Linked DNA regions of Homo sapiens: region 1 is linked to region 2. The links are chromatin contacts, found by Hi-C or POLR2A ChIA-PET in ENCODE. All regions are on one chromosome and are shown on one strand. Each heading gives the region's core, a stretch centred on a gene start or an enhancer-like site at or near the end of the contact. The rest is flanking DNA. Distances are from core to core; before and after follow the strand shown. Region 1 overlaps NXN (nucleoredoxin). Region 2 overlaps VPS53 (VPS53 subunit of GARP complex).

Region 1 (6,332 bases), core at 3,080-5,579, 380 kb before region 2:
AGCGCTGCTCTGGGCTATGTGACTTCAAAGCCATTCCCCCAGAGGTAGCTGTCCTTAAACTAAAACTGAAACGAAAGACATTTCTGAGCTCCTTAAAAAATAATCATCATCATCGAACGCCCCGTGAATTCTCTGCTTTTCATGTGGTTCCCGGCGTCCCCGTGACAGCGTGACCTGTTGTGGGCTGCCAGCTCGGATGCCTTTGATGTCTGTCTCCAGGATACTTCCCTGGAATCTGTGCAGAAAAGAGTGAAATTGGAGTGAGTGTGTGTGTTGGGGAGGGCGGTGGGGGGACCCCAGGAACTTTGGGGGTGTGTTCTGAAGGAAACGAGCTTGAACCGGCAATAGCCTCGGAGAAGTGTGCGTTCCTCTCGATGACGGAGAGTTTTGGCTTTTCCCTCCTTTTGTCCCTCCCCACCTGTTTTCCCTGAAGCTGCCCCTTTGGTTCTCACTGTGTACGGATCACCGCAGAGCCCCCTTCTCCAGGTGTGTTCCTTGTGTCCTGAGTTCTCAAGCAGCCTTGTGGGTCCCTGTTGGAAGCTGATTCCTTCCGTTTCCTCTGGCCGCTTCCCTCTTGGACTCCTGGGCTCTTCTTTTTTGCCCTGCACCTTGCCCCCTGCCCTCCTTTTTCTTCCTTAAGAAAAAATGCACCCAGCACCTTGGGAGGCCGAGGCGGGCGGATCACCCGAGCTCAGTAGTTTGAGACCAGCCCGGCCAACATGATGAAACCCCATCTCTACAAAAAATACAAAAAATCAGCCGGGCGTGGTGCTGGGTGCCTGTAATCCCAGCCACTCAGGACACCGAGGTGGGAGGATCACTTGAGCCCGGGAGGCAAAGGCTGCAGTAAAGGCTGCAGAGTCTCACTGTGTCACTCAGGCTGGAATGCGGTTGTGCAATCTCGGCCTCCTGGGGTCAAGCTGATCCTCCCACCTCAGCCTCCCAAAGTGCTGGGATTACAGGCGTGAGCCACCGTACCCGGCCTTTCTGCCTCTTTTCTATCCATAGGTGTTGTGATGGTGAACACAGGCCTGCCTTTTCTGGAACACTCCCAGTTTTATGTCATTTTAACTTTTTCATTAAAGGTGAGCTTATGTGGGGAAGTGTGACTTAACTGTAATACCTCTGTGAAGTATCTCGTATGCGTTTGCAAGTTAGAAAAGAAATCCGTTATAAATCCATGGATTCTGAAAACTGGTACCGCCGACAGCTCTGATGCCCCGTTTTAGCCAGACATCGTAGCACCCTTTTTTTCCCTCACTGTTTGCACAACCAGAATTGGGCACCCCAGACCTGAGGCAGGCCGACACACCTCGCCCTTCTCTCCTGCCCTTCCTCCAAGTCCAGTTTTTCCGCAGCAGAATCCTGCTTTCAGTCACTTTTGGGGACCGGAAGGTGTGGAAGGAGAGAATCATCGAGCTGGGTGGTGGCAGCACGCGGCGTGTGCACTGACAGGATGGGCTTGACCTGGGCAGATGCTGGCCGGGTTGTGTGTGGTGCACACTCACCACCTCACCGTGGACACTCACCAGGGCACCCGTCGCTGCAGTGCCTCAGAGGGAGGGCGGCTCTTCCACCCCACGGGAGAAGAACACAAAGCAAAACCAAAGGCTTTGTCGCAGGGGACGTTTCTGGTCTAACAACAGGAGGTTGCTTCCACCAGGCCCCACAGCATTGAGCCCGATGGCGTGTCTTGAGTCCATAGGTTGAATCGAGTGGCGTGCTGGTGAGAGGGACACACTCCAGCCATCTTTTGGAGGACAATCGATGGAAGCACAAGCAGGAGCTGGAGGTTTTTTTTTTTTTTTTTTTTGAGATGGAATCTTGCCCTGTTGCCCAGGCTGGAGTGCAGTGGCACGATCTTGGCTCGCCGCAACCTCCACCTCCTGGGTTCAAGCGATTCTCCTGCCTCAGCCTCCTGAGTAGCTGGGATTACAAGCATGCACCACCACATCCAGCTAATTTTGTATTTTTAGTAGAGACTGGGTTTCACCATGTTGGTCAGGCTGGTCTTAAACTCCCGACCTCAGGTGATCCACCTGCCTCCACCTCCCAAAGTGCCGGGATTATAGGCGTGAGTCACTGCGCCCGGCCTAGGCTGCAGGTTTTATTCCAGGCAAGGATGTGGCTGGCATGGTATCTAGTGGGATGTTATGAAAGCTGGCTTTGTTCTGCAGGATGGCAACAGTCAATACCCGCATGAATAGCAGGCTCTCCCAGCTCTCAGAGCAAGCTCCTTCTGTGATTCCTGGGCGTGTTCTGCAGAGCTCAGGGTCTTAGACACAGTAGACGCTCAGTAAACACGTGTGGAGTGAATGAGCGCAGAGCTCATTGATCAGAGTGCATGTTTGTTGCAGCCGCCAGCACATCCTAAAGCTGGATCCTGAAGTGTCTTGGTCTTTTCCTACAACCTTGCCAGACCTTTAAGCATCTCCTTGTCCCGCCGGCCATGACCGAGCGGAAGCCTCCCACTTCTCAGTGTTCTTCAGCTGGGGGGTTTCTGGCTGTCACACAGACCACATGATATAGGAGGTGGGGGTTTTGTGCCAGAGGATTCCCAGATACGAAGGAATTGGAGCAGAGTCCTGCGGCTGTTTAAAGAGCACAGCAAGGCCGGGCGCGGTGGCTCACACCTGTAATTCCAGCACTTTGGGAGGCCAAGGTGGGCAGATCACCTGAGGCCAGGAGTTCGAGACCATCCTGGCCAACATGGTAAAACCCTGTCTCTAGTAAAAACACAAAAATTATCTGGGCGTGGTAGTGCATGCACCTGTGATCCCAGCTACTCAGGAGGCTGAGGCAGGAGAATCACTTGAACCTGGGTAGTGGAGGCTGCAGTGAGCCGAGATCACACCACTGCACTCCAGCCTGGGAGACAGGGTGAGAGACCCCATCTCAAAAAACAATAAATAAATAAAAAAAAATAAAGAGCACAGCAAAATGATGCAATAATGAGTGGCAGCAAGTGAGGACTCTGTCCAGACAGTCCGCTTGGGACTGGGCTAAAAGAATGTTCTTTCTTTTCTTTTTTTTGAGATGGCGTCTTCCTGTCACCCAGGCTGTAGTGAAATAGCACGATCTCGGCTCACTGCACCCTCCGCCTCCCGGGTTCAAGCGATTCTCCTGCCTCAGCCTCCCAAGTAGCTGGGATTACAGGTGCGTGCCATCACGACCAGCTAATTTCTGTATTTTTAGTAGAGATGGGGTTTCACCGTGTTGGCCAGGCTGGTCCCGAACTCCTGACCTCAGGTGATCCACCCACCTTGGCCTCCCAAAGTGCTGGGATTACAGGCATGAGCCACTGTGCCTGGCCGAGAATTTGGGTTGGAATTTGGCCAGACTTGGGAATTTCTTGACTGTAAGTCACCAATTCAGCGTCTTTTCCAGAAATGACTTTCTATACTTCTCTTACTTCCAGAAGTAAGTTTTCTTCTTATTGTACTTTTTTTTTTTTTCTTTGAGACAGAGTCTCGTTGTGTTGCCCAGGCTAGAGTGCAGTGGTGCTATCTCGGCTCACTGCAAGCTCCATCTCCCGGGTTCACGCAATTCTCCTGCCTCAGCCTCCCCAGTAGCTGGGACTACAGGTGCCCGCCACCACGCCCGGCTAATTTTTTTGTATTTTTAGTAGAGACAGGGTTTCACCGTGTTAGCCAGGATGGTCTCAATCTCCTGACCTCGTGATCCGCCTGCCTGAGCCTCCCAAAGTGCTGGGATTACAGGCGTGAGCCACCGCGCCCGGCCTCCCGGGGTGCTGGGATTACAGACGTGAGCCACGGCGCCTGGCCTTCTTATTGTACTTTCTAAATTTCCCCATAGTCTGCATGTATGACTTTTATAATCATAAAGTGAAAAATAAAATGCCTTTTTAAAAATTAATTGAAGTTTGAGAACATCGTGTCATTTGTTTTAAATCACATAGTGAGGCATGCCACCCATTTCCCCTCCTGTTTATTTTTCAATTAATAAAAGGCAAGGGATGTTTATGCTTGAGGCTTGAGGACCTTGGCTGCTTGTATTGGAATCCACGACTTTAGTCCAAATTGATAAGTGTTCTGGTATTTGTGGAGGCTTTTTATTTATTTTATAAAAACCAGCTTACACGAAGGCACATTTCTAAAGTTGACCACGTAGGCTTCAGGATAAACAGCTTTCTAGTTAGTGCCTCGTGAATAATACGGATATGGATTTACTGGAGGTGTCTTGAATGTGTTCTTATTGCATTGTTTTAAGTTAGTGGGAGGCCAAGATGAAAGGGGGAATTTCAAGATAAGCTGTGTGAGTCATTTGGTGTTGCGGTGGGGAGTTGAGAGGGATGGAATTTGCCTTGGCATTCACGCAGAGTCCTGGTGCAGAAAGTGTGTATCCAAGCAGAAGGTGGCCTGGGCTTGTCGGAGTCAAGGGGCCCTCATTTTGGCTGGGATTTGGGAAGTGAGCATGTCGTGAGTCTAATATTAGAAAACCAGTTCTTCCCCTTCCCCCACCCCCATCCTGAAAGCTTTTCTGTCCCTGTCGCGATGTGTGCCCGGAGTCTCTCCCGCTCCTGTCTCGAGTGCTTTCTCTGTGAGCATTCATTTAATTTACTTCTTGGCTGCCTATCTTTTTACTAATCAGATTTCCTCCTCTGGCCGAGCTCTTCTCCCAAAGGCCTCAACTTTGTCTTCAGCTGCCTCGCACCAGTTAGGGGGTTCTGTGTTTCAGAGGTGGACGTTGGCTTCTGTAAGTGGTAACTGCAAATCTGGAGTACAGAATCACATCAGATCCACAAGAGTTTTCTGTTCTGTGGTTGGTTGTGTCGTTTCTCGGTCCTCGTGGCCCCAGAATGATCTTGCCTTCTGGAACCTCTCGGGACTTTTTCGCCCACTTGGGAGCTTCGGGCCACAGCCTTTGATGTTAGTGGGAAGGGATATTACAAGTGGTCATGACGACTGAAACTGAGCAGGTTCAAGAGGACGGGCTGGGCTGGGCGCGGTGGCTCACGCCTGGAATCCCAGTACTGAGGGAGGCCGAGGCGGGCGGATCACCTGAGGTCAGGAGTTCGAGACCAGCCTGGCCAACATGGAGAAACCTCATCTCTACTAAAAATATAAAAATTAGCCTGGCGTGGTGGCGGGCGCAGATGACTTATGCGAAGCCGGCCACAACAAGGCACTCCCCACCCACTCAGCTGCTTGTCCGGGGACCACACAGCCCACTCGCTGCCCACTGATGGCAAAAGTCGGTGCCTCTCAGAAGCCTCTTCCGGTGATGGGTCCTTGCTGCTGACCCCACTAGAGCTCACACAGGGCAGGGGCCCAGAACCTGGGGAAACTAGCCCTAGAGATCCTTTAAAATCCAGCCTGTGTTTTCTTAGAAGGGGCTCAGGCCTTCCCCTGAAGCTGCCTTACTCGCTGAGGAGACGACGACTGGACCCAACGCCGCCTCAGAGTTTTGTTTTGCTGAAGACCTGCGGTTTCCAAACTGATGAATAACCAGAAGGACTGGTTAAATGCGGATTCCTGGGCCCCATCCCAGAGTTCTTGACTTGGTAGGTCCAGGCTGGGGCCCAGTAGTTTGCAATTCTAGCAACAGTTCCCAGGCAACCCGGAAGCCGTACGTCCAGGGACCAGAGTTTAAGAACCGCCGCCTAGGACCAAAACAAGGCCGGTTTGGGTTGGTAGCTGGGCAGGTAGACAGACTCTTCAGATCAGCTTTGCCTTAGCTTTTTTTTCCAGGATTCCAAATAATTAAACATTTCTAAAATTGTTCGTTTTGTTTTATTTTTGAGATAGGGTCTTGCTCTATTGCCCAGGCTGGAGTGCAGTGGTGCAATCTCAGCTCACTGCAACCTCCGTCTCCCAGGTTCAAGCGATTCTCCTGCCTCAGCCTCCCCATTAGCTGGGATTATAGGCACCCACCACCACACCTGGCTAATTTTTGTATTCTTAGTAGAGATGGGGTTTCACCGTCTTGGCCAGGCTGGTCTTGATCTACTGGCCTCGAGTGATCCCCCCGCCTCGGCCTCCCAAAGTGCTGGGATTACAGGCGTGAGCCACTGCGCCCGGCCAAAAATTTTTTTTTTTTTTTTTTTTTTGAGACGGAGTCTTACTCTGTCGCCCAGGCTGGAGTGCAGTGGCGTGATCTCAGCTCACTGCAAGCTCCGCCTCCCGGGTTCATGCTATTCTCCTGCCTCAGCCTCCCGAGTAGCTGGGACTACAGGCGCCTGCCACCACGCCCGGCTAATTTTTGTATTTTTAGCAGAGACAGGGTTTCACTGTGTTAGCCGGGATGGTCTCGATCTCCTGACCTCACGATCCGCCCACCTCGGCCTCCCAAAGTGCTGGGATTACAGGTGT
Region 2 (6,385 bases), core at 1,256-3,755:
GGTGATTAGGGAGACTGACCGTGGGATTCTATATCCTGACTGGGTGAGGACACACCCAGATAAAACCAGGACATGAAGAAAGAGCCAAGCTGTTCCTCCGCTGTCATTAATTAAAGCTCAAACTTTGCCAGTGAAATGATGAATCTGATTTTTACACAGGGGCCTGAGTGTCAGTCATTCAGACGGCCGTTGTTTGAAAGGGTGACCACAGTGATTTGTTTGATTTGCAGCGTCATCTCCAGCAGTATTCAGCTGCTGGTTCAGGATCTGGATGCTGCCTGTGATCCTGCCCTGACTGCCATGAGCAAGGTAAGGTCTTGGGAAATGGCATCCTACAAACTAACGAGAGCAGCCCAAGGTGGCTTCTACTGGCCCTTGTCTGTAGCTTCTCCAGGCTCATCGGAGCGTAAAGGATCAGCTGAGGAGAATGGAGAGGCCCCGGAGTTCCTGAAAGCACTCAGTTAGTGTCGCACCTGCGTCAGTTCAGTTGCTTGTCCTTTTAGAATGAGACAGAGCATCACAGTATTGGAGGATGGCAAAAAAAAAAGAGACGAAGTAAATGTGTTTGATGAGTCTAAAGGAGATGTTGTCTGTGGTTTATTTATATTTTTTTAGAGACAGGGTCTCTCTCTGTCACTCAGGCTGGAGTGCAGTGGTGCCACCATGACTCCCTGCAGCCTTGACCCTCTGGGCTCATCAGTCCTCCTGCCTCAGCCTCCCAAGTAGCTGAGACCACAGGTGCATGCCACTGTGTCCAACTACTTTTTAAATTTTTTGTAGAGCTAAGAGTCTTGCTATGTTGCCCAGGCTGGTCCTGAACTCCTGGCGTCAAGCAGTCTTCCCACCGAGTCCTCCCCAAGTGCTGGGATTACAGGCATGAGCCACAGTGCCCAGCTGAGATGGATCATTTTTAATTACTGAGCGCTACCTCATGTTCCTCTCATGTTCCTATTTTTGGCTTTTATGTGCCTATGCCTTTTTTTCCCAAATGAATGTCAATTCCGTAAGTGCACAGACCATGTCTTTCACCCCTCTTTTATCTCTCATGTAGTCTTGAATATGGGAGATTCATTTTTGTTAATTAAAAACCAATCAGCCATGTCCTTTATTTACGTATTATCTTTGATTAGTATCTGACACATGCTAAAAACCTTGGTGTGGTCTCACCAGAATGGGTGTTTTCATTAGTGCTTAAAGTAGTAACTTCTGACTCATTCTTCATTCTTGCCCACTGAGAGGTTTTTCCAACTCCTTCTGAGCTCTGGTGCCAATGTAAGAGTATTTGATCAGGTTGTGAACTCTGGTTTTCTAATATCGTGGTGGCCCATCAGTCAGCCCTTGGCCCTCAAGTCTCCTCCTTTGGCACTTACTGAGCGCTACCTCATCTTCCTATTTTTGACTTTTATGTGCCTATGCCTTTTTTTCCCAAATGAATGTCAATTCCGTAAGTGCACAGACCATGTCTTTCACCCCCTCTTTTATCTCTCTTGTAGTCTTGAATATGGGAGATTCATTTTTGTTAATTAAGTTGGAAATGGGCCTTTGTTATGCTAAACCCAAGTAACATGCAGCTGCAACTCTAGAACTTTGTAGAGCAGGGGTTGGCAAACTAGAGCCTGGGAACCAGATCTGGCCCACTGCTTGTATTTGAAAATAAAGTTTTATTGGAATACAGCCATGTTCCTTTATTTATGTATTATCTATGGCTGCCTTTTTGCAATATAGTGGTAGAATTGAGCCATTGCAACAGAGACTAGCCCACAAAGCTAAAAAAATTAAATATTTACTGTCTGGCCCTTTACAGAAAAAGTTTGCCAATGTCTGCTCTAGAGTCATAGGCTCTTGTAGCAAATTCTGGAGAAACAATTTATCTAGGTTATACTGGCCAGTACCAGAGGGCAGTGGGAGGAACACTAACTTTAGAGTCAGACAGACCTAACTCCTCCAGGGTTTCCTTTGGGGTGTTGAGCAAATGATTCACCTGTCTGGGCCAACGTGACATCATCTGGGCCCACATACCCCAAGTGAACTGTGGATCTCTGCCTCCCAGCATTGCTGTGAGGATGAAACATGGAACGGGCGGGTCTAGTGCCAGGCACATAGTAAATGCTCATTAAATGTTAGTTCCCTCTCCCTCTTGTCAGGAGGAATGACCATGTCACAAGGTTGTGTAAGCAGACATTTGGTCTGAATTTGGTTTTGCAGTAGATTGTAAATATTTAACAAAAATAAGATTAAAACCAAAATGTAGGCTTTAGGGTTTTATGAACTGAAGTGGCAAGTCCTAAAATAGCTGATGTCACAGTTTTATTCAAAAAGCTGATCTTTTCAGCAGTCCGGTGCTGATGGGTACTTCCAGTATTCTCAGCATTCACAGGAGAACACTCTGAGCAGGCAAAGTGAGGCCAGTCCATCTGCTTAGAGGATTCGTTTTGCCAGCTCTCATGATCCCCTCGCTGCTGGTAAGCATTCTCTACATCCTGAGTGGGATCTGTGCCAGCTGCCATCTCTCCTGAACTGCCACACACTTCAGATCGGAATGCAGCTGCCGAAAGAATTTTCACATTCACCAAAGGAAGAGTGGGATTTTTTTTTTTCAATAAAATCACGGTTGGAAGGGGTTTAACACTGCAAGTGTTGCTTATACGAACTGTCGGTTCGTTCGGTGGATTTCCCTCAAACCCTGCCCCGTCCCACCCTCCACTTCTGCCCCGTGCCCACACCAGCAAATACGAACAGAGACCGTGCCTCCAGAGTCCTTTGTTTATATCATAGGAAAACCACAGACTTGGGAACGCAGCAGCTGGGAGGCCATTACTTTTTGTCTGAGTCTTCTGGAGTTCTAGCAAAATAAAATCCATGTGATGGAAATAAACAAGCCAAGTGGTCACAAATTGATTCAACACACATTCTGTGTTCTTGATGCCTGCATCCTGTTTTGTGTAGTTTCTTCTAGGATTTAAAAAAACTTTTGTGATAATGGTTATTTCTGTCTCTGATTCTATCATTTTTGCTGCTGGTTAAACAGTTCAGTTCAGACCCTGCCCAGCACAGTGCTGGGAGCTGCAAGGCTCAGAAAGGCATAAACCCTTGGCTAAGGTGTTTAGATTCCAGTAGCTGAGGGCAAGAGATGTGTAAGATGACAGCAATACCCAGTAACTTTAATATAAGAGATGAGGAAATCAGTGCCATAAGAAAAGTACAAAATACACCCTTTTTAAAGAGGGAGGAGTTCATATCCAGGTGGGGAGGCAAAGAAGGCCCTCGTAAGGAAGTGGTGTTTGAAACAGATGAGGGCGAAATTCTGAATGAGTTTGTGATTAGTAGGGCAGTTCAAACAGGGTGAAAACATGAGTAAAGAGAGGTTAGGGAAGCTAAAGAGCTTGGTTCAAACTGCCAATCTCATTCAACATCCCAGGGGCTCCTCAGGCTACTCCTGTACTTGGACTGACAGAGTTAAGATTGGAAACGAGACTGTCCTCAAGGAGTCTATACCCTGCTGGGAAGAAAACTGAGAACAACCAATACTGTAAATAAGTGTATCTTATAAATGTCAGAAGGACTGTTGGCTGGCCAAAGTGGAGTGTAGTCGTTGGATATTTCCAGAAGGACTGTTGGCTGGCCAAAGTGGAGTGTAGTCGTTGGATGATTCCAGAAGGACTGTTGGCTGGCCAAAGTGGAGTGTAGTTGTTGGATGATTCCAGAAGGACTGTTGGCTGGCCAAAGTGGAGTGTAGTCGTTGGATATTTCCAGAAGGACTGTTGGCTGGCCAAAGTGGAGTGTAGTCATTGGATGATTCCAGAAGGACTGTTGGCTGGCCAAAGTGGAGTGTAGTCATTGGATGATTCTGAGTTGACGGAAGGAGACTTCCTTGACAAGAGGGATTGAGCCTGGCAACTTGGTTAAGTCATTTTCCTGGGAGACCTCATTCTCATGGAAGGCATCCCATGGCCTCTTCCTTGGTTGGCATATAGAGCTTTCATTATCTATCTCTTTACTCCACTGCTAGGTCAGTTTCTGCCGCTCACTCCGGAGTATGTGCCCTGTTCTCCAGTCGCAGCCATGTTTACTTCCCTGAATGCATATTGCTCTTTTGCGGCTTCCATGCCTTTTCTCATTTTATTCTTTCTGCCCAGAATTTTCTTCCTGCTATCGTCTGCCCAAGGAGCACGTCCTTTAAGATCAAGTTCAAATGTCTGTCCCCATTTAAAAACCTGAGGTATAATTCATATACCACAGAATTCACCCTTTTAAAGTATACAGTTGGCCAGGAGCAGTGGCTCACTCCTTTGGGAGGCTGAGGAGTGCAAATCATCTGAGGTTAGGAGTTCGAGGCCAGCATGGTGGGACCCTGTCTCTATTAAAAACACAAAAAATTTGCTGGACATGATGGCACACACCTATAGTCCCAGCTACTCAGGAGGCTGAGGTAGGAGAATCTCTTGAACCTGGGAGGCCGAGGTTGTAGTGAGCCAAGATTGCAGCACTGCACTCCAGCCTGGGTGACAGAGTGAGACTCTATTTTATAAATAAATAAATAAAGTGTACAATTTAGTTGTTTTTAGTATATCCACAATGTCATGAAACCACCACCACCATCTAATTCCAGAACATCTTCATTACCCCAAAAAGAAACCCCGTACCTCTCAGCAGTCATTCTACATTCCCCTGACAACCATTAGCCTACTTTCTGTCTCTATAGATTTGCCCCTCCTGACATTTTGCATACCTAGAATCATATGGCATGTGGGACATCTTGTGCTTGGCTTTCTTCACTTAGCGTAGTGTTTTCAGGGCATGTGCATGGTGGGGCATGTGTCAGCACTCCATTCCTTTTTGTGGCTGAGTAACATTCCATCATATGGATAGACCACATTTTGTTTATTCATTCGTCTATTGGACGTTTGAGTTATTTCTACTTTCTAATTTTGAATAATGCTGTGAACATTCATGTACAATTTTTCGTGTGAACATGTTTTCAGTTCTCTTCAATATGTACCTAAAGGCCAGGCGTGGTGGCTCATGCCCGTAATCCCAGCACGTTGGGAGGCCGAGGTGGGCAGATCACCTGAGGTCAGGAGTTCAAGACCAGCCTGGCCAACATGGCGAAACCCTGTCTCTAATAAAAATACAAAAATTAGCCGGGTGTGGTAGCGTGCGTGCCTGTAATCCCAGCTACTTGGGAGGCTGAGACAGGAGAATGGCTTGAACCTGGGAGGTGGAGATTGCAGTGAGCCAAGATTGCACCACTGCACTCCAGCCTGGGTGACAGAGGGAGACTCTGTCTCAAAAAAAAAAAAAAAAAAAAAAGGATCTAAGGGACCTAAGGAATGGAACTGAAAGAGCCGTATGGTCAATTTATGTTTAACATTTTGAGAAAGTGCCACACTGTTTTCTGAAGTGACTGTGCCGTTGTACCTTTCCACAGCAAAGTGTAAGGAATCCAGTTTCTCCACATCTTCTCCCACACTTGTTTTCCTTTTTTAATTATAGCCATTTTCGTGGGTGTGAAGTGGTATCTCATTGTGATTACAGTTTGCATTCCTTGCATGACTAATATGTTGATCACCTTCTCAGATGCTACTGGCGATTTGTATATTCTCTTTGAAGAAATGAGAATTAAATGTTTTGCCCATTTTAAAATTGGGTTGTCTTTCTGTTGTTGAATTGTAAAAGTTCTTTTTATATCTGGATACTAGACCCCTTATCAGATATGAAATTTGTAAATATTCTCTCCCATTCTGTGGGTGGGTTGCCTTTTCACTTTCTTGATAATGTCCTTGATTTTCTGAAGTTGGTATATCGTGTGTGTGTGTGTGTGTGTGTGTGTGTGTGTGTGTGTGTGTGTGTGAGATATCTAAGATACCATTGCCTGATCCAGAATCATAAAGATTTACTCTGTGGTTTCTTCTAAGAAATTTAGGTCTTCACAAAAAAGAAAAAAAGGAAAAAAATGTAGGTCTTCAATCCATTTCGAGTTAATTTTTGCATATGGTGTGAGGCAAAGATTCAGCAGCATTCTTTTGCTGAAAGGATACTCAGCTTTCCCAGCACTATTTGTTGAAACGACTATTCTTTTCACATTGGATGATCTTGATACCCTCGTAAAAAATCAGTTAACCATAGATGTGTGGGATTATTTCTGGACTCTCAGTTCTATTCCATCTATCTGTATGTCCACCCTCAGGCCAGTACCACACTGTTTGGCTATAATAGCTTTGTAGTAATCTTTGAAATCAAGAAGTATGAGTCTTCCAACTTTGTTCTTTTTCAACACTGTTTTGGCTCTTCTAGGTCCCTTACAATGTCAGCATTTCTTGCCTCAGCCAGAGCATATTTATTTCTCTTTCAAGACACCATAGTACCTAGACTACCTTTCTGCTTT

What was found. A loop is a pair of places that touch in the nucleus more often than their neighbours do. ChIA-PET counts read pairs that join two places held with the same protein, here RNA polymerase II (POLR2A).
Region 1: a loop to region 2 is called in a map of posterior vena cava, with 11 times the contacts of the local background. The contact joins two enhancer-like sites. A Hi-C loop is called at or near these places in 2 of 168 maps with a recorded cell type or tissue (GM11168 and posterior vena cava). POLR2A ChIA-PET finds 5 or more read pairs at or near these places in 1 of 52 experiments (BJ).

The regions. Positions count from the first base shown.
Region 1 is chr17:931,573-937,904 of GRCh38, reverse strand. All of the region lies in intron 1 of NXN (nucleoredoxin), which reads left to right. Among named protein-coding and RNA genes, the nearest start is that of NXN, 45 kb to the left of the region's middle. Within about 2 kb of position 4,329, at least 16 of the 41 ENCODE cell types and tissues checked have a DNase peak (open chromatin) inside an H3K27ac peak, as active enhancers do.
Region 2 is chr17:545,796-552,180 of GRCh38, reverse strand. It overlaps VPS53 (VPS53 subunit of GARP complex), which reads left to right. Exons shown (of 22, transcript NM_001128159.3): 17 at 231-309. VPS53-AS1 (VPS53 antisense RNA 1) reads right to left here. Exons shown (of 3, transcript XR_007065570.1): 3 at 828-2,545. Among named protein-coding and RNA genes, the nearest start is that of VPS53-AS1, 26 kb to the right of the region's middle. Within about 2 kb of position 2,505, at least 5 of the 41 ENCODE cell types and tissues checked have a DNase peak (open chromatin) inside an H3K27ac peak, as active enhancers do.